Regions from separate parts of the Homo sapiens genome. Here region 1 is linked to region 2. The links are chromatin loops, found by intact Hi-C in ENCODE. Cell type or tissue: heart left ventricle. All regions are shown on one strand. Each heading gives the region's core, and the rest is flanking DNA. Links, peaks and the distances in the headings are about the cores only.

Region 1 (12,814 bases), core at 3,006-11,005, 55 kb before region 2:
AGTCTGTGATTCTCAACCAGAGGCAATTTTGCCTCCTAGGGATATTTGGTGATGTCTGGATACATTTTTAATTGTTATCACATAGGGTAGGGATGCCGCTGGCATCTAGTTGTTAGAGGCCAGGGAATGCTGCTAAACATCTTACAATGCACGACTCCTCACAGTAAAGAATTATCCAGTCCCAAATGTCTACAGTTTCAAGGATGAGAAGCCCAGAGCTAAACCTATATTTCTTTGTATAACTGACTCTAAGGGCATATCAGATGTTATCTTTGGGCAGCACGGCATTAAAACTGATATCATTTATTAGGAAAAAACAGGAAAACTTCACCAAGTAAACGACAGCTTCCAGAGAAGAGACCAGAATTCTTCTATTATTTATTACTCCATTGAAAAACATAAAGCAAAAGTAATTATCTGCTCCCTTTTTGAGACTTAACATATTTCATTGGATTTATATGTCTCACTGAGGCTTCCCTTTTTTATGAACACTTCCGTATTACTCAGATATCAGAGGCTCCATGATCTACCTAGTTATTTACTCTTTCATCCATTCAGCTTATTTAGGGAGCACTTACTATATGTTGGGCACCCTTAGAATTTCTCATTCCCAAGATGTCAGGTTTAATTTTATGTTTGTTTTGTTTTGTTTCAAATGCTGTATATAAGAGTGCATGAACATTCACATTCATTTTGAGACGCCTAGCAGTGAACACCATCTTTCTGTTTACCCTGCACCTTTGAACACCCCTTCCTGTGTTATGAGCCTTGAAAGTGGTAGAACCTGCCTCCCACTGGAGATAGCTGAGACCTGAGATGCATTTTCCCACCTTACCTTATAAATTACGAGATACAGCTGTGTAGGACTTTATATTAGAAGCTAGTGGAACCCATTCTGGTGATAGCTAGAAGTAGGTGCAAACGTTTAATGGTAGCAATAGAAGCACACAGATTCACTGTACAAGCATATTTCTTGGTATATTCTATAATTTAGTATCATGTTTTATAAAAACATATTTGATGTGTTTTGTTAGTAAGAGGTATGCCAACAGAATTTGATACCACTAGGTCAATGAGGATGATATTAAGCTTAGAACAATGGTGATCTCAAGAGAGAACTCATTAGGCTTAATCTAAAACTGCTGAGCAGCAGGCTTTTGTCCCTCAAAAAAGAAAGAATTTTCTGGCAGATCCACAAGCCCAGCAAGGTCCTCAAAAAGGTGTGACCTAGCAAAATTGTCCCCACTTTCCACTGTAGGTTCCAAGGGAGGATGTGGCCAGGGCAGGCTCTGGTCATGAAAGTTCCAGCTCCACCATTCTCTTAGTTTTGCCCCTTTGAAGCCACAGGAGTGGCTTCCCAAGGAGCCAGGATGTGAAGCAGGCAGAGGGTTCAAGGTCTGACCTGAAAGCCTGACCTCAGGAGTGCAAACAATGAGTGAATACAGCACTTCCCTGGCCACAGTGTACTGGAATGCCCTTGTCTTTCTGCTAATTCAATTTAGCTGTTTTGGATTCCACACCGATAACTCCTTCAGACAATGCTTCTTCCTGTACCCAGCTACAGAAAGACTAGAAGGCGTCTAGCCGGAAAACAATGCTCTGACAATAGAAGAGAAAATCAATGGCAGATGCCCCCTTCAATTTTTTTTATCTAATCCTTACAAAAACCATGCGAGAAGGGTTAGTTTCTATTTTTCAGGTAGGAAAATGGAGATTCAAAGTGGTAACCTGAATTCTAACTCAAGTTAGTCTGATTTTCAAGTCCATATTCTTTTTAATTAACTGCAAAAGTCAATGTGGATTTCATTTTATAACTTGTTTATATTCAAATGAACAAGATTTTTGTCATGGAAAAATCCAAGCCTTACCGGGAGGGAGAAAACAAGGAACATAAATTCAGCTCCTTTGGTGAAAGGGTGACATTGCATATGGTTTCAAATCGCCTGGAGACGCAAGAAATCTGCTCTGAGTTTGCAAATTTGATTCTGAGGACTCCAGGCACGGGAGCTGTGTCAGATTCAATGTATCTGCCCAGGGATAGATTAGGACCAGGTGACTGCCAAGCTGTTCTCTGTACCTTTCTGACTCACCTGCTCTATTCAGCAAATCACTGTGCAGTCAGACCTTTGAGGCAAAAGGTAACTTTGTGCCCTCTGCCTTTTGCCCTCTACCTCTCTCAATGGGCTTTTTAAGACACCATGTTGGTGGCAACCAGTGACCACCTGCTTATAGGCACAAGTCATTTGAAGTCATAAAACAAGAGCCAGCACCAGCCACTGAATTAACAAGGATGTCTCAGCTTTTCTTTGAGAATACATGTTTTTTTCAAAGGGTCAAATGGGGTACAGATGCTCCTCAACTTACAAAGGGGCTATGTCCCGAGAAACCCTTCATAAGTTGAAAATATTATAAAACACATTTAACACACCTAACCTACCAAACATCATAGCATAGCCTAGCCTACCTTACATATGCTCAGAACACGTACATCAGCCTATATTTGGGCAAAATCATCTAACACAAAGCCTATTTATATAAAGTGTTGCATATCTCATGTAATTTATTGAATACTGTACTAAAAGTGAAAAACAGAATGGTTGTGTGGGTACTTGAAGTATCGTTTCTTCTGAATGCTTATTATTTTTTCACCATCATAAGTTGAAAACCGTGAAGTTGGACCATCACAAGTAGGGGGTTGTCTGTACATATGTGAACTCTGGAGTCAAATTGCTCTCAACCTGGTCCTTCTCTTTACTTACTGTCTGGCCTTTGGATGTTGCTTTACCTCTTTAATGCCTAGGTTTCCTCATCTGTAAAACTGACTGATTTATTCCTTCCATGCATACGTCCTGAGCACCTACGCTATGCCAGGCCTTGATTCTCTGTGCTGAAATGGAGCACTGAGCAAAGCCAACCAAGTCCTTCTGTTCTCCCAGAGGAGACAGGTCATAAACAGATACAATTGCAGCATTATTTTAGGCAGTGCTAAATGCCATAAAGACAAATCAAACAGTGTAAGGGATGGAGAGATGGGGGAGGGGTGGTTATATTATCCCCTCTTTGGGAAGACTGGGAAGGACTGGGGAGGAAATAGTACCCTGAGAAGATCAGAATAATGGGAAAGGAGGGAGATATTTGAGGCAAGAGCATTCCAAGCCGAAGTGAGGACAAAAAGAGACAAAACAAAACATAATAACTGTACCTAGCTTATTGGACTGCTGTGGGCGTTAAGTGGGATAATACCTGTAAAGTGAGACCATAGGAGCTACTCTGTGAAGGTTAGCTTTGCATGTGTTGTAGGCTTTCAGAGTTAAAAGAATGCTGAGTTCTATTCCAACTTTTGCTTATAATGCAGGTGACTCCTATACATAGTCGTGGAGCTTCAGCTTAAGTACCTGTCATCATGGGGGGGCTCCTTCTTCAGGAAGCAGGGCCTGGCCTCCCATTGTTGGGTGGTTTTTCTTTGTGAGAAAGTGCCTCCTTCTACCGAACCTATATCCCACCTGCGGGAACCACAAAGAACACACCTGCTGCCTCTTCCCACGACGACGCCTCCAACGTTTGAAATAACGTTTCATCTCAGCTCCATCAGTTCCTTCAACCACTCCTTATCTATATGGCTTTCAGATTCCTCACACTTTCATTTCATCATTTCAAAAACACAGCACAATATGCTCCATCTCTGAAAGGCACAGGAAAAATGACAAGATGAGCCTTTGAGGCTCGAACCTCCTCACACAAAAGCCCTTTCCTAAATAGCAGAGCCCTTAGATAAAGGGGAGTATGTCTACGCTTCTCAGTGTGTGCCTGCCCCTTCTCGCCATCCTGCTCAGGCACACCCCCAGTGTGCACCAAGTTGAAAACACATTTTTGGTAATAATTGAGAGACTAAGTTGGCTGATAAGTGGGTCCAGCTTCCTGGAGACAGGTATGAGAGGAGAAGGCAGGGAGGGTTGGGAGGGTGATGAGTAGCAGTATGTTCACAGCAGATGTTAATGCCCTGTTATTAATTAAGCATCAAATTAACAGGACTAAGACAGAGCTGATGAGTCAAAGTCCTAGGATCCACTTCATGTGAGCCAGCCAGGTCCTGCTACTCAGCTTCAACCCAACCTCCCTATCCCTGCCAGCTGCCTTATAAACATAAGCCATGGCCACGGAGGTTAGAGAGTATAGATGGCTCATCACAAACCCATCCCTGCTTCTGGAAAATAATGGCCCAATGGTAAATGAGTTGGGCTGTGTTGTCTTTAGAGCTTACCTGACAAATCCTCCCTGGCATGACTTCTGAAGCAATGGGCAGATTTTATCACCATAGACTACAGGCCTGAATTGTAAGCAGTTCATTCAATGGTGAATGAGAATTTCTATATAACTATGCAATTGTGAAGTTCTGTACAATCTTTTTTGGATTCAATTGTTGGACAAACAGACATTGTGGGTGGTAGTTAGAAACAAGAGATAACAGTAGAGTCATGTTTAGATCTGTTTATTCATTTATTTCAATTTTTGTATTGAAAGCAAAAATCTTAATTCTTAAATGGAATGCAGGAAGGATGAGTGTAAGAAAAACTGAGACACCTGCTCAGTCTGATCTACTATGAAACAATAGTCTTGGTGCCAACAGCCTCTAATCAAAACTTCTCAGTGATTTATCTGCTCTGTTGGACTGGCTTGATAAAGCAGCCACCACACCGATGTTCACACGATGCCACTCCAGAATTCAATTTGCTGGGGACTGCCAATTGGCTGAGTAACTGCTGGAAAATAATGAGCCAGTTTCTCACTGGCTGATCTACTTGACTGACAGGTGGGTTGGACAAGGCCAGGAATCTTTCCTGGGCCTGTCCATTTCAGGACAGCAGGTAATCTGACCTTGAAGCTGTCCAAACTGGGCGAGTTGCAATTTGGGGATCCTGATAGCATCAGCAACAAGAATTTGCAGACTCATCTTACCTGAGTCAAAGCTTTTGCTGTTGTGGAAAATGTGTCTGAAAAATGTCACTGCCTTCCGCAGTTTGCAGACATATTTTTTTTTAACTCATTGGAGGTGGGAAATTACTATTCCTTGAGCTCTCTATACTTGGCCAAAGCCCAGACATCCTTTAAAGGCAAACTCCTTCATGGATTTTTTTTTTTTGACCACTGATGTGCACAATAATCTCTCTCTCCCCTGAATTTTTAGAGCTTCTTTTGTCTAGATCAGTAGATTTCAAACTTTAATGTGCGTGGAACCTCCTGGGGAATTTTCTTAAAAGGCAGGTTCGGATTTAGCAGGTCTCAGGTGGGGTGTGAGACTCTATCTCTAACAAGCTCTCAGGAGATCCACAGTTCTGTAGCAAGGGTCCATTTCTTTGACAGTAGAAATGGGCTGCGTTGTGGGCTTGCACGTTTCTCCACATGTATCTGAAGCTTCTTGAGGGCTTGTCTGCTGTCTTCCTTTGTACCCTCCCTAGCACCTTGGACAGTGCTATGTAAGCAGGTGGTGCTCAATAAATATTTGTAGAATAAGTGAATGCCTATATGGTAGACAGTGTACTGATTTCTCACTAGCACAGTGACTCAAGCATGACAGGTACTCAATAATTATTAATCGAATAAATGAGTGAACTGTCAGTATCTAGGTGACTAGTGAGAGAAGACTGAAATCTGAGCGAGATTGTTAAGCCCTGTCTGCTTCAGTTAAACAGGTGGGAAAAATAACGATGGAATTTCAGATAGGATGGTATCTGAATTAACTCTTTTATACCCTTGCCATGTGACATCCAACACTGAACCTTTTCTGTCATGAAGATTTTTTAAAATTTCCACTGTCGTGATAGGGTTTGGATTGAATTCCCTGATGTGTCCTGCTTTGGATGTTGTGTACAGGTATACACAGCAGGGAGTAGGGAAGAAGGTGAGTAGCATCCATTCTGGCAAACCTTATGAGAAGGACATCCCAGGCTGCTTGAAAAGCTGTTAATCCCTAAGCAGTGGTTTTGGCTGATGCTTTTCAGGGACCTCCACCTCCTTTCCCCGCCTCTGATCACCTGCCAACATACACCTGACACTCACAACGATTTTTAACCTGGGCCTGGAAACTTGACCCTCCTTCTTGCATGGCTTTGTCTGCTGGGAGGTTGGATTCAGTGCCCTTGCCACACAACTAGGCCCTGACTGAATACAGTCTGCAGCGGTTCATAGAGAAAGGCATCTGTCTCCTCTCTCTATGAACACTGGGGAAGGGTAACATTTAATATGGACGGCAGAAAAGTAACATTTATGGAGGCAAACTGGGCAGCTGGGAGCACCGGGGAGGCTGCACAAGGCAGAGGCAGGTGTCCTATTCTTTAGACTGAGGGGGTTGATCGGGCTCACACTCCATGGGGACAGCTCACTACACATTGTAGCTTTACCTCCCCACAAGCTTCTTTACCTGCCCCGAACAGCTCCCTCACCAGCCAGTGGTACTCCCTTCCCTTTGCCTGTCCCAAAACCTCTGCCATTAGAGCCATCCTTTTAGGTTAGGAAACAAATCAGACACTGGCTTTGGAAGGCCACTGCTAACTATACCTTTGATGTCTGGCGCCTGTGGGGGTGGTGTGGGGGAGGCTGTACATTTTCTTGGAGTCTTCCCATACCGGTACACAGGCAGGCAGAGCCCTGGGGGTATTTTTCAGCCTCCTCCAGCTGGATTTGAAAGGAGGCCATGGAATCTAGTTTCACTGATCTGAACCATGAGCCGTGCTGAGCCCGTCTTCCTGGCTGTGGGACCGTCGTGGGGCTCAGGGTCAATGGGGAGCCTCCAGACATCTTCAGGGTAGGCAGAGCAACTCTGCAACCTGGAGCTGCTTCCTGGAGGGGGGTGCAGAAACAGATGGTAAAAACCCAGGGTCCTCGGACCCTGCAGGTGTGCAAGGGCATGGAGCTACACCCATCTCGGGTTACTGCAGTATGAGCTACACCCATCTCGGGTTACTGCAGTCTAACTGGCATTACTGCAGAGCTGTGTTCCCTCTGGTGCAGGTGGCATGGATGCTCTGCAGTACCCAGCAAAGGTGCACTGGGCAGCCTCCACTCTCCCTGCGTAGCTGAGAGCTCTGCAGTGGGGGTGCAGGCCAACTCCAGGCTGGCTGCCAACAGGCTCTAACAGACTGCGTCACAGCACAGACCTCCTGTCTGCAGGCAAGGGAGGAGCAGACAGCAAGGCCAGGAACTTGAAATGCGTCTCTGGAGCCCCTTCATTCCTCTTTCCCAAGCCCCTCTGGGCCATTTCACGTGGTGGCTGGGGTTCCTCATTCCTTTTCCCTTCCTCTACCCTGCCCCTTTTACTCCCACTTACCACACTGCAACATTTATGTCCTTGGTGGCTCCTCATGCCAACTTTCAAACAAAGTTACACAGTGCATGCCCTTAGGACACTGCTCTCTAGAGAGAGGCAGGCTGGTTGGCCTGATAAAGCGTTAGGAGTGCCAGTGGGTATCAGTGTGAAATAATGGAAATATCTGTGTTCAGAAAATCAACAGAGCCTCCACCTAGAGACCTTCCCCTGGCAGAGAACCAGCAAGGTGCCCTTGGCACATCAAATTCACCTTTCCGCGTCATATTTCCCTATCTGTAAAATGAGAACAATTATTCCTCCTCTCTCTGTTTATAGAGTTTTGTATAAAGTATCAGTGGGATAATACACGGCTTCACAAACTTTAACATGCCCGGGAATTACTTGGGGATCTTTTAAAAATGCAGATCCTGATTCCAGGTCTGGGGTGGGGCCCGAGATTCTGCATTTCTTACAAACTCCTAGGTAATGGATGCAAGTAGTGGGGAGGCCACTCTGGGTAGTGGGGGAGCTAATAAATAAAGGATAATCTGAACATTGTGAAGGACCAGCAAAGGTAACATTTAAATTCTTTTATGTATTTACCCTTCTAAAAGGCATATTTGTATCTCTAAAGGAATCTTCACGTCTTTACTTCCAATGAATGTCATTTTAGGCACTTCAGATAGCCACTAGAGACAAAACGTGAAGTTAGGAAGAACTGATATCATTTCTGTAGTCACTGGAGCTACCTTCTTCTTTCTCTCCCTTTTCCTCCTCTTGCCCTCCCTCCTAGAGTGGGCTTTGAATTCAGGGGCAGATTCTTACTGAGCCTGGGAAAGGGGGACCAAGGGTGTCGGGTCATTACTCAAACCAGTTGATGAACAAAGGAGGGATTGATTAAAAGCCACAGGTTTAGCAAGAGAAAGAGAACATGTGTGCACCAAAAGACATGTACAAGAATGTTCATAACAGCCCTATTCATAAAGTCAAAATGTCTAATAACAGTAGACCAGAATAAATTGTAGTATATTCATAAAATGGAATATTACAGAATGATAAAAAAGAACATCTTACTATAACATGCACCTCCATGTAAGAATTCTATAGGCAAAATGATGAGCAGAAAAAAAAAACAGAGTTGAGGGCACATACTGCATGATTTCATTTATATGAAGTTCAAAAACAGGCAAAACTAGTTTGCAGTGGTAGAAGTTAGAAGAGGGGTTGCCTCTGAAGAAGAAGAGTTGACCAAGAACGGGCACAAGGGAGACTTCCGGGTGCTACAAAGCCTTTCGTGTTGATCTGGGAGCTTACACCACCAATTCACCAGGCTTGACTCTTAAGATCTGTGCAATGTACTGTTCTGCGTTTGCATTTGTTTTGCTTTTTTTAGTTTTGCTTTTTTGAGACAGGGTCTCACTCTGTTGTCCAGGTTAGAGTGCAGTGGCATGATCACAGCTCACTGCAGCCTCGAACTCCTGGGCTCAAGGGATCCTCCCACCTCAGCCTCCTGAGTAGCTGGGTCCACAGGCGTATGCATGTCCAGCTAATTTTAAAATTTTTTGTAGAGACAGGGTCTCCCTACATTGCCCAGGTTCGCCTTGAACTCCTGGGCTCAAGTGATCCTCTCACCTTGGCCTTCCAAAGTGTTGGGATTACAGGCGTGAGCCACTGCACCCAGCCAATTTACTGTATTTTTGTTATACCTCAATAAAGAAAAAATTTAAAGCTACAAAAAAAACCTAGTTCTAATTTTACCCCCAAATCTCACACTTCTGGGCCCTTCTCTCTTTCTCTTCCACATCTTTCATAAAAACGGAAGCCCATGTTGGCCCCATCAGTCAACTTCCCTGATTGGCTCCCTGCTGGCTTCCCAGGTACTTTTTCTAGATCACATAACAGAAATAGAACCTGCCTTCTCATCACTTCCTCCCCGTGTGACTTCACAGAAGGCTGCAGGCTGTGCTGTTCGCAGCTCACGAGCCCCTCTGAGCTCTAAGCCTGCTCTGTCTCGAGTGCTGTGTTCCCTGACCACCAATGCCTCTGCCTTCTCCGTGGTCCATTTCCTCACACCCAGAGTCAGGTGTGCAGAGCTGTCTGTAGTTTGTAGTTTAATGTTTCTGTCCCATATTTGGGTCTCTCCAGGAAAGGTCTGAAAGTTGTGAGGTATTATTGAACTGTTGTCACAATAATTCTGCCTAACAAGGCACCCCAAAAGTCAGTGTCTTCAAATAGCAGCCATTATTAGTTCTCAAGGTTACAGGTCAGTGTGTGACCCTTTTGCCCTGGGCCCTTCTCTGTTGTTCTCAGCTGGGCTCATATGGGAGTCATTGGTCAACTAGAGGAGTGCTGCTCCAGGATGGTCTTGCCCACATGTATGGTGGTCAGCTGGCTGTTTTGGGGGGGATGGCATGACTGGGGCACAAGTCTCTCACGCTAGTTTGTCTGGGTATCATCACTTGGTGCTGGCTAAGGGTCGGAGAGGAAGAGGAGAGTGTTCAAGCCTGCGGAGGCCAGGCTTGGAACTGGCAAACCATCCTTTCCACCACATTCTATGGCGAATTCAAGTCATAGAGCAGATTCAACTGGTAGGGAAACAGAGTCTATTTCTGGATTGGAAGAATCACAAAATCACATTGCAAAGAGTGTGCATACAAGGAGGAATGGGAAATCAGGACTATTTATTTTTCTGTAATTAATCTACTACCTGTGGCAGGGGCGCCAAGACAATGGTGTTGAGAATCAGGTCTTTTCCCCTCCACAACCTGTCTATGTAGAAAGCAGCATTTATCCAGGCCTCCTAGGCTGCAGCCCCTGATACTGACCCTACAAAGCGGTCAAATGTGTTCTCCAGTCGTCTTCCATGCTTTATTCCTTTGGGGCTCAGCAGGCTGTTTTCATCTTGCCTGGTGAAACAAATGTGTGGCAGTGTGGGAGAGCTCATAAGGAACAGTCTGAAATGTGGATTCTTGTTAAGTGTTATGTGACAGAGGAGGAAGAAGAGTGGGGCTAGACATAGATGTGGTCTTTCCTGGTGCTCTTCTGGGAAATTTGACCTAAAACACTCCTCCTGTGAGCAGAAATATTTAAGATAGGAGACAGCTGTAATGTTTAAATACCCTAGGTGATTTCTTTGTATAAGTAAGGTTGACTACCATTGTTATAGGGGAAGTTCTCAGATTTTGGCTTATGTCAGAATCACCTGGAAGGCTTGATAAAACACAGATTACTGGGCTCCACCCCTAAAGTGTCAAATTCAACAGGGCTGGGATGGGACTGAGATTTTGCATTTCTCACAGTTTCCCAGAAGATGATTATGCTGCATGTCTAGAGCAATATTTCAAGAACCACTGCTTTAGGCCAGTGCTTTTCAAACTAAGATGCACAACCACCACTGGAGGTCTTTTTAAAATGTGGGTTCTGATTTAGCAGATTTAGGATGACTGGGAGTCTGCATTGCCAACAAGGGTCCAGGAAATGCTGATGCTCCTGGAGGGAAGACCCTACTCTGAGTACCAAGTTTCCAGATTTTGCTCCCCCCATCATTTTATTTTGCCTGTGTGGATTGGGTGTTTTAGCATTCTGCTGGCTAGGTCCTCAGATGGGGGTTGATGGAGAGGAGCAATAATCCATTAGGATGTTTGACAGGCAGTAGTGAGCATCAGATGGCTTTTTTGGGACTAGAGGCAGAGCTGGGTAGGAGGGTGCCTACTCTAAGTGCAAGAAGGACATTTTCTTGATTAAATGTAAACCTTAGCTGCCAAGAAGAAAAACGTAGCTGATGAAAGATGTATATATCAAAGTAAATGGACTTAAGAGTATTTCTCTGTAATAAAGATTTTACTGTTTGGACTTGTTTGCAAAATAAAAATTTCTGGCCAGGAAGTAACACTAAGATATGAACAAAATTCCATAATTAAGTGGAATGAAGTCAGTCAAGAAAAGACAACATGAGCCATCTTCCTCAACTACAGTGGCCCAGCATTACACACCGATATTACAGTTGGTGCTAGCAATTCAACTTCCAAACTTTTATCAAGAGTAAAAATCATCCAGTGATGAAGAAATAATAAAGAAAGGTGTAAATACAATGGCAAATGTTGCATTTTCAATCTTAAGAAGAATAATTTCCAAAATAAAATCAAGCACACTTTACCAAAATTAGACCTTATGCAATACAATTGCTAACCACTCTTTTTACTTTTATTTTTTACTTTTAGGAGACAGGGTCTTACTCTGTTGCCTAGGCTGGAGTGCAGTGGCGTGATCTCAGCTCACTTCAACCTCCACCTCCCATGCTCAAGTGATCCTCCTACCTCAGCCCCACTGAGTAGCTGGGAATACAGGCATGTACCACCATGCCCAGCTAACTTTTTGTGTATTTTGTAGAGATGGGGTCTCGTCACATTGCCCAGGCTGGTCTCGAACTCCTGAGCTCAAGTGATCTGCCTGCCTCGGCCTCCCAAAGAGCTGGGATTACAGGCATGAGCCACCATGCCTGGCCTTAACCACTCTTTTTAAACTCTTTGTACTTTCCTATTGTCCCTTCCAGCCCTGATGATGAAATATTTGATTAATGTTTTTGTATGTTATGCCACATGAGTGGTGGTCACTTGCTGAAGCTTCCAGGCAGCCTTTTAGAAGTGGAGAGACCCAGCTGGCATGTACCTTTTACCTTTTGCACTTCTCATTCTTCTTCCTGCCTTGAACATGGCAGAGGTGAAGCAGCTGTCTTATGGCCTTGAAGTGTTGAACCTGAGGGAAAAGGCCACTTACCAAGGTAGAAGGAGCCTGGGACAACGATGACATTCTGGTTTTGCAGAATCAGCCCAGGGTAGCTGAACTCCATTCTTCTTGTGACAAAAAAATAAACCCTTATTTAGTTAGACCACTGTAGTCCAGTTTCTTTCTTTCTTTTTCTTTTTTCGGCCTACAATAGTCCCAACTGTTATAATCACTTGCTTTTTAAAAGTAGCTCTGTTACTGGCTGTAGTTAGAGCAGTAATTCTGCAAGCAGCAGAATCATCTGGATGGGTTGTTAAAATACAGGTTTCTGAGTCCCAACCTCAGAGATTCTGATTCAGTAAGTCTGGGGAGGGGCCTGATAATTTGCATTTTTAACAAGTTCCCTGGTGATGCCCATGCTGCCTTCTGGGCACCACATTTTAAGAGCCAACTAATATAAATATACAGGAAAGGAAAAAAAAAAAACCAGTATGTTGTGGTTTCAATGTATCCCTTCCTCAGGCAAGGGCTTTGAATGGGTGGTGATACTTCAATGTCCATTTCTTGAATCCCCTAATTCTGTGACCCTGTTTACACTTGCCCAAAGACATAAATATTATCTACCTTTAACTATTACATTCAAGAGATTCAAACTCTCCAAATGATTGGCTTAATATTTTCAAGGCAACCTAGGTATTCCATCACCGGGTAGGAACAATTAATTATTGAGTCAAATTGCTTCATGAAACCTTATCTTTCCTTGAAGGTACTAGGGTTTTTTTTGGG
Region 2 (12,814 bases), core at 2,617-10,616:
CTTTATTATATTATCTTATTATATAAGATTAAATGTAATCTTTATTATAAATGTATGAGGTAGGCCCTATTATCATTTCCATTTTATAGATGGAAAATCTGAATCATGGTGAGATTAAACAACTTTTTCAAGGTTAGGTAGCTTTAAAAAGGTATGAATTCCCATGTGACTGACTAATGGGGAAAGGAGATTAGGTGCTTGGCAGATGATACAATTTTCTTCATGAAACACCTAAAGTCTGAATAAATTATTTTGGGGGAACTGACTAGCCTCCTCATTGTCAAAAGTCTTGATTTAACACACAAGAAATTTTTCCTGCCCAGCATCCATTCCCTCTTCTCCTAGCTATAGCAGCCTGATTTTCCCTTGGAAGAACAAATCACTCTCCCTTTTCTAATTCATGGGGGTTGAGTGGTCAGATCCAACCCTCCATCTCCAAAGCTGGGAAATTCACCAGGCCTGGGAATTAGTTGAGGAATGAGCATAAGATCTATGCCCAGACCAGGGAGTATCAGCCCAGGACATTGGCTGGGGCTTCTCAGAAAGAAGTACTCTTTTTGGTAGAGTTGTTAAGAATAGGACATAGGTTGGGGTAGCTGGTGGCCATCTTTTTACTATGGTGAAACCCTGATTGGATTTAAAGCAACACAGGGACATTGATGCTGAGAGATTAAGAAAAATAAATTTGTGATGACATTATTTGATCCTCTGGATTTAGCCATGCCTGAGCTTCTCACTACAGAACATGTAGATGTTTTATTTATTTGAATTGATAGAGTACTTTCATTGTCAAAGCCAGTTTGAATCAAGTTTCTGTCATTTGTAAACAAGAGCCCAGTCTGAAAGTGTGCTAGAACAATTTCCAGGCCCATCCTACTGCCCTGGGAACCTCTGTTCTTTCTGCCCAACAGATCTTGGAGAGTTAGGCTGATTTCCTTTCTCTGAAGCTTCTGCCAACATCCTCCATTCTTTCATAGAAACTTCTCCCCTTTCCTTCTTACCTTCTTCACTTCCTTATTGACACCACTGACAAGAACACAAGGGCCTCTCATTTAAAGGCTTCAGATTAAACATGGAGAAAAAAATGGGTCACATAGAAAATTAGCACAAAAAATTTATGAAAGTGAAACAAATCTCACACATTCTTATAATCATTGTGTATGAGCTAGTGTTGTGATGTTCAATATGGTAGCCATAAGCTACAGGTGTCAACTAGGCATATAAAAGGTGGCTACTGCGATTTTTTTTTTTTTTTTTTTTGAGACAGAGTCTCACTCTGTCACTAGGCTGGAGTGCAGTGGCACGATCTTGGCTCACTGCAACCTCTACCTCCTGGGTTCAAGCGATTCCCCTGTCTCAGCCTCCTGACTAGATGGGACGACTGTTGCGCTCCACCACGCCAGACTAATTTTTTTGTGTGTGTATTTTACCAGCGACAAGGTTTCACCATGTTGGCCAGGATGGTCTCAACCTCCTGACCTCGTGATCCACCCATCTCGACCTCCCAAAGTGCTGGGATCACAGGTGTGAGCCACCGTGCCCGGCTGCCTACTGTGATTAAAGAACTGAATTTCTAATTTTATTTAATTGTAATTAAAAATTAAAATAAAAAACTGATTCAGTTATTGAAAACTTTTTAATGTATGCTTAGAACAACTTGAGTATGTGAATCTTACTTGCCAATGATAAATTTTATGAAATGTAACTACAGATTAATTATTTCTGATAAATTTTACTATCTAAATTGAGATATGGTTTAAGTACATTACACATCGGATTTCAAGAATAGATTTGAAAAAGCAAAATATTTAGTTAATTTTTATATTGTTTACACATTGAAATGATGTTTTTGCTATATCAAGTTAAATAAGATAGATTCTTACAAATAATTTCATATGTTTCCTTCAACTTCTTTGAACATGGTTCATGCTATATTTCCATTGGATATTGCTGGTCTGTAGTTTCTGTCTAACCCATGATTTGAAGTACTCTGGAGGGTGTTTACCACACCGAAGATCATGTGTGGTCTTTTATTCTGAAAGCATTGAGAGTTTGAGCTTTTATTCTGGAAACACATTGAAGAAATGTGTCAGTAAATTTATATTAGTCTTCCTTATAAAAGTCTAAACAATCTAACTAAATAGTTTTTATTATTTTTCATGTCATTAACTGATGTTTGAAAATTTTTTTTTCTTGTCTTGACCTATGTGATGCTTTTCTAGTTCAAGTGTACAAAACCTGAGTTTCTGAAAAATAAAGAAATGAAAAAATGTCATTGTATTCAGTGCAAAATATAAGACGTTATGGATTGTTTCCAGAAATCTTTCTATATTGCATTTTTGTTGCTATTTTGTCCATGTTTTTTACTCACACATGTCTGATATTTTTATTGAAATAATCTGGCAACTCTGGAAAGAACTCCATTTTGCTTCATTTCCCCCACTTTCCAGGAGCCATGACTCTTCCTTCCAGTAGGCTCCTTCTTCCCATTCAGAAACCTAGAGATACAGTTTCAGCAGAATGGTAAATGAGGGTGAATGTCTACCCATGTACCCAAGCCTCAGTGGACCTGCCAACTGGAGGGGTCCAGTGCCAGTGGGCCCCATGCTGTGTGAGATAACATATTCAGTTTCCAAGGATTAGAATGTGGATGTCTTTGGGGAGAAGGCCATTACACTGCCTACCACAATAATTAACAGCAGGAAGACATCCTACATCTGTAAACTGAAGGCTCTTGTTAACCCCTCCTCCATCTAGCATGCTCTTTTCCTGAGAAGACAATTTTTATTCAAGTTCAAATTCACAGCAGTGAGGATTTCTCTTCTGATTATGCATAGCCAAGCAGAAAATTTGCTGTGCATTTTTACAATAGAAGACAATGATAAATTTACATATTCATTAGATGGTTTTCATCAGGATAGCCAGGCAAATCTCAGATTAAACTCATGACAGAGCATTCTTCTAGATTTCCTTAATGAAGGGACAGGCATCATTTACTCTGATTGTTGCTTTGCTATAACAAATCATTTTGGCTGTGATGACAGATTAACACTGTTCTATGAGATAGAGTTTATTGCACTGGTTACAGTGCTTCCACTGAAAATAGGTCAATTTCTTGTGAACCAGGGCTGAACTTGGTAGGTATCTAGAAACTGGATCTTGGAACTAATTATTAGAAAGTGCTAATGTTTGCTCACCTATGATGAATAAACCTTCCTTGCCAAGTAGATTAATTTCTCTTTAAGGAAAGAGCTAATGAAACTTAGAAACTCCCAAAGATATCATGAGTAGACATTTGATTAAGCAAGCAAGTTAAAGCAAGAACTTGGCACATAACCATGAAAATAGTTCTTGTCAAGTCTCTTCACATTTCATAGAGCAATTGCATTCCTCCAGCAACCAAGGGGATGGCACACTAAATGTTCAAGGACTGAAATTATGCAATCAACCATCAGAAATGATCAAGCTGCCCTTCCAGTTAGTCAGAAGTAACTGGTTTTTCCCATCATCCTCCAAGCATTTGTATGGTTTTGTCTGTTTAATTCCTGAAGGACTATATTAACAGGTTGAATTTGTTGCAAAATTAAGATGCAAGAAAGGGACATTTTTCTGATTTCATAGCTCAAGTCAAATGCTGCTCACCCAGGTTAGCAGAAAGTCTAATAGTTGTTGTTATTGTTATTATTATTATCATTATTGGTTTCTTCCTCTTTTTTGAATTAATGAAAACCAAGACAAATGGGGATGTGGCTTCTGGGCTGCCGAGTTATATATTGCCTATCACAAATTGGACCAGTAAATTGTTGGCAGTTATGTTGTCAGCACCTGCCCTCTCTAGGAGGTCTGGTTGGGTGCAATGAACTTAACAGATGCCCCCAAGGATGCAGTGCTTTGTGTTTTAAACTGATTCCCATACCGTCTCTTCTTGAAAGGTGCTTCCATAGGAGTGGAGTCCTCTATCCTGCCAGTCTTGAGAAATCCAACCCTGTCAATGGCCTAGCTTCTCTACCTGTGAGGGGGAAGGTGAAAATTACCTTTTCAACCTTTCCATTGGCATTTATTGAACATTGTCTTAGTTTAGGTTTCCTTAAAAGCAGACTCGGAGACAAGAATTCAAGTGTAAGTGGTTTACTTGGGAGGTGATCCCAGGAAACACTAACAGGGAAGTGTAGAAGTGAGACAGGAAGGAAAGGCAGACACAGGAGGCCATTATCAAGTAAGTCACCACTGTGGGCAGCTGGGGCTCAAGCCCACTGGGGAACTCTGGGAAACAGTGTAGAACACTCAGAGTTAACCTACTGAGAAGTGAAGCCAGCTGGACTTCCCGGGTCAAGTGGGAACTTGGAGAACTTTTCTGTCTTACAAGAGGATTGTAAAATGCACCAATCAGCACTCTGTAGCTAGGATTGTAAAATGCACCAGTCAGTGCTCTGTAGCTAGCAAAGGGATTATAAAATGCACCAATCTGCACTCTGTAAAAATGCACCAATCAGCAGGATTCTAAAAGTAGCCAATCATGGGGAGGATTGAAGAAAGGGCACTCTGATAGGACAGAAATGGAACACAGGAGGGGCAAATAAGGGAATAAAAGCTGGCCACCCCACCCAGCAGTGGCAACCTGCTTGGGTCCCCTTCCACGCTGTGTGGAAGCTTTGTCCTTTCGCTCTTCACAATAAACCTTGCTACTGCTCACTCTTTGGGTCCGTGTCATCTTTAAGAGCTGTAACACTCACTGCGAAGGTCCGCAGCTCCATTCTTGAAGTCAGCGAGACCATGAACCCACTGGAAGGAACCAAGTCTTGACACCCATGGAGGGGTGAGGGAGCTGGGTTACTTCCACCAGCTCCTGAATTGAGTGCTGCCAGCAATTAATATTCCAGACTATCCAGTCTACTATGCCCAAGGCCAGAAAGGCTTCCTGCTGCTTGGGAAAAAGCCCTCTGGCAAAGAGATACAGATCCTGGCAGTTGGAAGTGGAATAAGCTCATGCTGTAGTGGTGAGGCCCAAGGGGCAGTAGTACAAAAAGTTTCTTATCCAGCCTATGATTAAGGCACTGAAATAGGTGCTGTAGAAAAGCTTTATCTACTTCATTCAGTACATTAGGGAGAAGCAGCTATGTTTTGCTGGCTACGTGCTCAGAATCGTGCCAAATGATATAAGTGAAACAGAAGAAATAGGAGGCATGGTCCCTCCCTGATTTGGAGGAACTTATTCTCTAAGTAAGGAAGACAACCCTGGTGCTACCATGCACCAGTGGGTAAATGGACAAAATAAAATGTTGATTTAGGCATTAGGGGACAATTGGAATTCTGGGAAAGGCTTCATGGGGAAAGTAGGAAATGAAGGATATTGTTTTCAGAAAAGAGCCAACGCCTATATAATTTGAGGGACAATGAGAGGAAGCCTGGAGGCAAATTTAGCCCAGTATGTTGGTAGACAGTGAGCAAGCCCATGAGAATGGAGTTGATGGAACATGTTCAAGAGGACTGGGAATCTAACAAGCAGTGTTGGCTTGTTATTGCCCTACAGATGTCAGTCATTACCCTGAGTGCATAATTCCTCCTGAAAAAGTCCACTCATGCCCACAGTACCGTCAAAGAAGTGGTTGTGTCATGGCAGATGACTCTGTTTCCACTGTTGAATCTGATTTGGATGGGGCAGGGACTTGACCTTGGATGGGCTCATCAGAGTCTGTTTTTTTATTTTATTTTGTTTTTGTCTGGCATTTGGACCTACAGAATTAAGGGACTGGATAAGCTGGTTCTCTATAGAGCCAGGGCAAGAGCTTCTTTGCCTTAGGAAGCCACAGTCATGTGCAAACACATTACATTAGAGTAAAACATCATAGGCAATATGGGACTACAGCAAAAAAAGACGAGTACAAGTGCTAAGAGAAACAGAGGAGAGACACCATGTGGCCCTAGCAAGTAAAGGTGACTTGCGAATCCCCCCAAGCCCGTCCAGTACTTCTAGCAATGTAGAGTCCTCTGTAAACTTTCCACTCAAGCTAATTTGAGTGGAAATCGAGGATCCTTCTCTAAGATGACATGGCAGTCATTAATTTTTCTATTGCCTACTAATTTTTCTATTGCTCTGTTTTTTTGTCCTATGGGTTGATGTCATAGCTGTTGATCTTCATAAGCAAACCTTGAGAATTGTGTGCAAGTGGTTTACTAAGGAAGGCTCCACAGAGACAGTAAAGGAATGGGGGAAGTAGGACAGGGAATGGAAGGAAGTGAAGCTGGCGGTGAATTCAGACCACGTCTGTGGAGCCTGCAGGGGGCGCTGCAGTGGAATCTTGCCTCAGGTGCGCTTTTCTCTTTACCTGGGCAAGGGAACTAGGCATTTACACCCTTGCTTATTGTCCTGGGGATGTAGAGGTAAATTAGACAAGATCCTTACCCTCAATTCATTTACAGCCTAGTTGGGAGAGACAAGCTTGCAAGCACAGGAAACTAGAAACAAGGCTTCTGGGTGGAGGAGGATAAGAAACACTCTACCCAAAGGATGTTCTCTGCAAAGGGTGAATGATTTAACATCTATGTGCCTCTCCCCCACCAAACATGTTAGAATCACTCAGCAACACAAGCATGGCTCATTTCCTCCCAGGTACTATTTTCTTATCTCTTCCAGAAAACAGAGCTTCCTGAAAAACAACTATTGAAGGAATATGGTAAGAACCTGGCAGGAGCCCAGTTTATACTCCGTAGCTTTGACCTAAGAAAGAGAAGAGTAAATATTAAACCCAAGGTCGGTAAGACTTTTGTGTATTTTTTCTTTTTCCTTTAAAGGTATGTTTGCTCTTTTAAGAACTGGGAACTTATTGTTTAAAGTATTTTTGGTGCAAGGGTCAGGCTGCCAGGAAAGCAGTGGGCATCTGCTTGTGGTTCTTGGGGTTTTACCCAGTGTCTGCAACCTCTATTTAGTGCAGGAAGAGAGTGTGGTCCAGCATCTACCTGCCTATCAGGAGTCTTAAGGGCCCAAACTGGTAGAACACTGAGAGCTTTTTCTTTATTATGGGAAATGATATGCCATATGATATCATTTCATTATATAACCTGCTAGTAAGTTACTATATTAAGAGCTCACAATTAGTAAACTTTGGTATTTCTACATTTGAAATAGCACAATACTGGAGCTTATTGAGAACAGTAATTCAGGATTCTGTGAAAGTCAGCGTCCACTAAATATTTCACAACACTGCAAAACTTGCACCGCTGCTGCACACAGGCAAACAGTATGAATTCCCACAGGGCTTGGCCAAGACACTGTGTCATCAGTGCATCCATAGTGTTATCTACAGTTTTTAATTGCCGCTATTCTTGCTGCTTAATCATCAGTCATTGTTGGTCCCAACTCTTCTTACTCTACTTTCTTTTATATTTGATTTTCCTTTGTAGAAAAATGTCTTGTGAGTTTGGGACTCCCCAGAAGTAGAGATGTGGATGTGAGTGCAAGTGATTTGCTTCGGGAGTGATCCCAGGAAACAATGGACAGGAGTGAGGAAATAAGACAGGAAAGGAGGAAAATTACTAAAGGAGTGTGCTAATGTGCAGAATTGCTGCTGTGGGTAACTGGGGCTCAGGCCCTTTGGGACTCTAGGGAGACTTTGCAGGACATTCCTCAATGTTGTCCTACCCAAGAGGTGAGAAGTTGGGATATTTATCCAGCATTTCCTGTCTGATGTCTGTTGAGGGCTGCTTCCTGAGGCATCAACTCACAGATTCTTCCAGTCTGCCCTGCACGCTGAAACACGCTCCTGCAGCCAGAGAAAATCCTCAGGGAGAGCACCAGTACTTGCTGAGAGGCTGTCAGTGAGAAAAAGAATCAGAAGAGACTGTTAATGGAATTGGGTGTACATGGGACCTCTGACAGCATCTGCTTTGGATGCATACTTCCATAAACAGCAGTTAGGGCCCACAGTCTTCTAATCACTTGACTTTGAAACACACGTGTTGCATTTCAATGTGTTATATAAGATCAAATTGCTGATCAAATTGCTAAGTATTCAGTGAAAACTATACGTAAGGATGTGATCTTAAAATTGAAACCTGGATAATGGGAAGAACCCAGCCATGTGAACAGCGAGGGGAGAGTGGTCTTAAAGTCTTTCCTGTTGCCCATTTATTTTTTATTTTATTTATTTTTATTCTTTTAGATACAGTCTCGCTGTTGTACCCATGCTGGAGTGCAGAGGCATGATCATAGCTCATACAGCCTCGAACTCCTGCATTTTGCCTATTTAAATTCTGAGCCTAGAACAAGGAAATTTAAATCCTGGATTGCTTGAAGACTGATTCTTGGCAATCACATTCTCATTCAGAATAAAATTGTTTTTAGCCATCTCCTTCAAAATAAACTTTCAAATTTTCCATTTGATATCATTATAATGTTCACGTTCTCTTGTCTAGTCAGTTTCTCTATGCCCACTATTCGTGAAATTTCCCCATCTCATTTCCCCAAACACTGCTTTGACAGTTTCTTTTTTCCACGCTAGGTTTCTCTAAGCCCCCTCGGATTTGCATAGAAACTATAGTTCCTTAGATAAAAATAAAACCTTATTTAAGACCCAGAAAATCTCAATCCCCTATGCCAACAGCAAAGAGGGCAATTTGGATACCTGAGCCTGGACTTGCTCAAATCTTTCTAGTTACAAACTTGCCCCCACTGCTTCCAGCATCTCAGGCAAAAGGTAATTCCATATCTCTTAGACACCAGTGTTGAAATTTTTTAGACTCTTAATGTTCTCTGAGTAATTACATGGCATGAAAAAAAATCAGATGAGTTTTTGAAGAGATGACTTCTCCCCAAGGCCCTGAGTCACAGATTTTTTTTCTTTCTATAGAGTCACTGTCAAAATTGTGAGTCATCCATTTCTTCTTGCCAGTGCAGCACACTCCCAGGGGACACGTGGCTTCACTCCTGAACAAGTTCAGTAAGCAGTGCTGGAGAGAATACTGAAAACGTTAAAGAATTATGAATACAGCTCAGATCTCACTTTCCTGTTTTTTAGATTTTGGGAATTCATTCAGGTGGAAACAGCATTTCTTGCCATCACATGATGGGGGTGTCCCCCTCTGCCATGTTTCCCATCAGTTCTATCTTCCTCCCTTCCAGTTTCTCTGGACATGTCTGACTTTTGAAAGAGTAATTTTCTCCAACATGTATTTTGAATTATCTTCTCTGTACATAATTATTTTCTATCTCCTAGAAATTCTTCATAATTTTTGTTCCTCTAATGGAAGATTTTAATTTTTTATGTACTATTATGCATTATTTTAATCAGTTTTTTTTGCTAAGGCTTTACAGTGAGAGTAGGTACCTGTACTCAGTTTGTAAGTTGATAAAAATTTTTAATAGCTCACTATACATGATTTATTTTTGCATATCCAGCAACACAATGTTGGCTTTCAATAAAGGTTGAATGAATAAAATGTTTAAAGCATTGCTTTTTAAGAAGTTCTAACCTAGTGAAGTCATAAGCAAACTTGAAAAATGTGTGTTAAAATAATTCTAGGTATCAGGTTTTCTAATCTTGTATGCAAAATCTTATATCAATTTAGTTGAATTTGCTTATACAGTGTTAGCAAGAAAAACAATTAATACATAAGCATATCTTCGCATAGCTGCAACAGAAAAAAAAGAAAACGCCCTCAAAACTATAAACCAGTATTTTAATGTATGTATGATTCCTGCTTGATGCATTTCATTACTGATATTCCAGGCTTTTTTCTTTTAATACTTCCAATGACCACAAACTCATGATACCCTCATAAGGCGATTTAAAGCAGTTTCGGAAAGTTCTAATTGTTGGGGGAGAAATTATTTAGGAGCCAAATTATGTATTGTGGACTGTTTTAACTGCTGTGCTAAAAAATTTAGATAGTTTCTGTGTCAGTCACCTTGATTAAGAAAACTGCAAATAAATCACATTAGCAACCGAAATGGAAAAAGCAAACCATCAATATTGAGCCTCAATGTCCCCTGCTAGCTGTAAATCCCTAATTCCCCATGCAATACATTTGTTTACCTAGCAAATGTGTACCCATTTGAGTACCTGTCTCATTAGAGGGCTATAAATGACTACGATTTAGTAAGTATATTGTTCAGAATAGATTTATTATTTCAACTTCTAGCCTTGATAAATCATCATGGCCCAAAGGAACACTTTCCTAGTTCTTTTGCAAAAGTCACGTTGCCCAACGAGAAGTTCTTGAGATGATCACTCTGAGCCATCTGCTCTCCGTATGTGATGTAGCATAGGCCTCTGTTCCTGGATTTCAATTATGGTGTCAGAATTTTAGCCAGGTTTCTTACATTGATCCCTTTAGGATAGAATCCAAGATATATTATTTGCCTTGTTTTTAACCTCATATCATAAGACTGAAAGGAGATTATCAAGGCAGGTCTTGAGATATTGTCTTATTAATAATTTGGCAAGCATGATCAACATCTGAGGTTAATCCCCAAGCTGCATGTAGATAGGAATAGTCTAAGCCTCCTTGACTTTCTTAATATTCATTATATTACTGCTGCCTTCATTTAGGCTCTCTCCATTTCTAATCTGGATGATGACCATTGTTTACTGTTCTCTTTAGCTTCAGCCTTGCCACATGTCTTATCTGTCCCCTCCTGCAGCCAGAGTGCTCTTTCTTAAATGCATACCTGAATATGTCACTCTGCTGCTTAACTGCTTTGTTGTATTTTGCATAAAATTCAGGCTTCTTATTATGGAATACAAATCCTGCAGGCCAACTTCTCCCACCTCATCTCCTGTCACTATCTTTCTATCCTCCAACCATATGGAATTGCCTTTGATCCTAGATTGCATATGCTCACTTGTGACTCTATTCCTCTGTCTTTGGCTGCATCCATTGAGAACTAGCCTTACTGCAAAGCCCCCAGGAAGCTTTTGGTTTTCCTGAAACCTTCTCCTCCATCAGACGAGGTTTGTGTTCCATCGCAGTGCCATGGCATCCTGAGCATATCTCAAATCCTAGCATTAATCACTCTGTATTATAATTGTTTCCTAGTCTACATCCTCCTCAGACCTGGAGCTCTTGGAGAGGACAGGCTAGGTTTAATTTCATTGATAATACCAGGGTGTAACACGTTGTTGTTGCTTCATATTGCAAATGCATGACGTGTGTGGGTGCTCGAACTCAAAAGTGAATAAATGTTTGGCACTCTGGAAAATACAATTGCACTGCTAAGGACCATTCTGCAGAATACACCTTTTGAGTGAATGCTAAAGTAGCTAAGTAATGGCTGCTTTTAGGGGAAGCACTAAAATATGAATAATGACTATCTCTGATGGTTTTTTCCCTGGGTTATGTTTTTGACTTAATAATTTTCATATTTCCTTATAAGGAACTATATAGATTGCATTTATAATTATACACAAATATTTAAAAGCAGCATATATTATTTTGTGTTCTATTGCACCTCTATGGCAAATGTTTGCAGAATAAAAGGACTAGGGTAAAGTCCTCAAGTGGTCAACAGTGATATTTTTCTAGGGTTGGAATTATGAGTGATTATTTCTTCCTTGTAATTTGCAGGGCTTTCTCTGATATGATTTTGTTTACAAGATTTTCTTTTACAAGAAAAAATTCATTTAAGTATTAAAAAATTAAATAGATGGCATGATGATTAATAATTTGAATAATCAAATAAACCACCCCTGTCAAGGGACTACTGAATTTAATCAAACCTTACTTATTGTCAAATCATTTAAGCTGTCATTTTGAGAGCACATGGAAAACAACATAAATATTGATGTGTTTTTTTAAATGGAGAAAACTATGACTCTGGCAATTATAAAACTGGAAATTTTGTTTTAGAGCTTTGGGAGCCAGGTGTGCCATTGGGCTGGAAGCAGACCCCGAGTCCAGTCATGAATTATGGAGTTGGTTTTTAATGGAATATAACTGTCTATTTTTGCTGCCAAATCTATTAGCCTTTAGTACATAATACACCGGAGATTAAGGCCCCATATATTCAGCAGAAGATTTACTGTGAAGCAGTAAAAATAGATTTAGTCATAATTTATACAGGTGCATGTTTATAGGTAGAGTATGTTTGTAAAAATGGCAAGGAGAGAAAGAAATTGATATTATTTTAGAATGTTTTCTTTTGATTTTTCTCCTTTAAACCCAAACATTTTGCATCTGTAATGAATTAAAAGTAAATACTTCTTTAATATTTTCAAACAGTTAAGATTTATCTCAATTACATTTGGCAAGAGCTATCAGTTGCATATCATTATTTATTGAAAAGGAGATTAGATATGTTTTCAGCCATTATGAGTTTACTTTTGTGAGCACAGTAATGTTCAGTTCTTGGAGGTTCTTGCAGATCACCTATTATCATAAACCAAAAATATGATTTACAAACGATGGCCAATAATTTGCATGTATAATTAAATGTCAGGGTAAATATTTCTAACGGTAACTTGAATCATTCAATTCTGGGCTTGAAAATTAAATCCTGAAAGCTACGCAAATGCTTGGGCAGAGAAATCCGGTAATGCTTACTTGAAATATAGAAACCTATATTTAGTACTTCATAGTGTGCCAGATAGTATAACAATTGCCTAGTGTCTATTATCCCATTAAGTTCTGATATGGTATGGATCTGTGTCCCCACCCAAATCTCATGTCAAATCATGCATGTCCCCACCCAAATCACCATGTCCCCAGTGTTGGAGAAGGGGCCTGGTGGGAGGTGAGTGGATCATGGGGACAAAGTTATCGTGAATGGTTTAGCATCGTCCGCTGCTTGATACTGTATAGTGAGTGAATTCTCATGAGA

What was found. Peaks named below come from ENCODE experiments on the same cell type or tissue, not always from the same donor. Only the 100,000 strongest peaks of a DNase experiment are listed, where the experiment ranks them.
Region 1: a loop joins it to region 2, with 4 times the contacts of the local background. A loop is called at or near these places in 2 of 110 quality-filtered maps.

What each region holds. Positions count from the first base shown.
Region 1 is chr20:10,126,384-10,139,197 of GRCh38, reverse strand. All of the region lies in intron 2 of SNAP25-AS1 (SNAP25 antisense RNA 1), which reads left to right. Among named protein-coding and RNA genes, the nearest start is that of SNAP25, 86 kb to the left of the region's middle. In heart left ventricle, for the core only: a CTCF peak has its summit at 7,174; a DNase peak (open chromatin) is centred at 7,107.
Region 2 is chr20:10,070,734-10,083,547 of GRCh38, reverse strand. The region is part of intron 3 of SNAP25-AS1 (SNAP25 antisense RNA 1); the gene reads left to right. Among named protein-coding and RNA genes, the nearest start is that of ANKEF1, 42 kb to the right of the region's middle. RefSeq lists an enhancer at 7,983-9,182. In heart left ventricle, for the core only: no CTCF peak of the experiment used is centred there; no DNase peak of the experiment used is centred there; H3K27ac peaks cover 2,208 bases; H3K27me3 peaks cover 557 bases.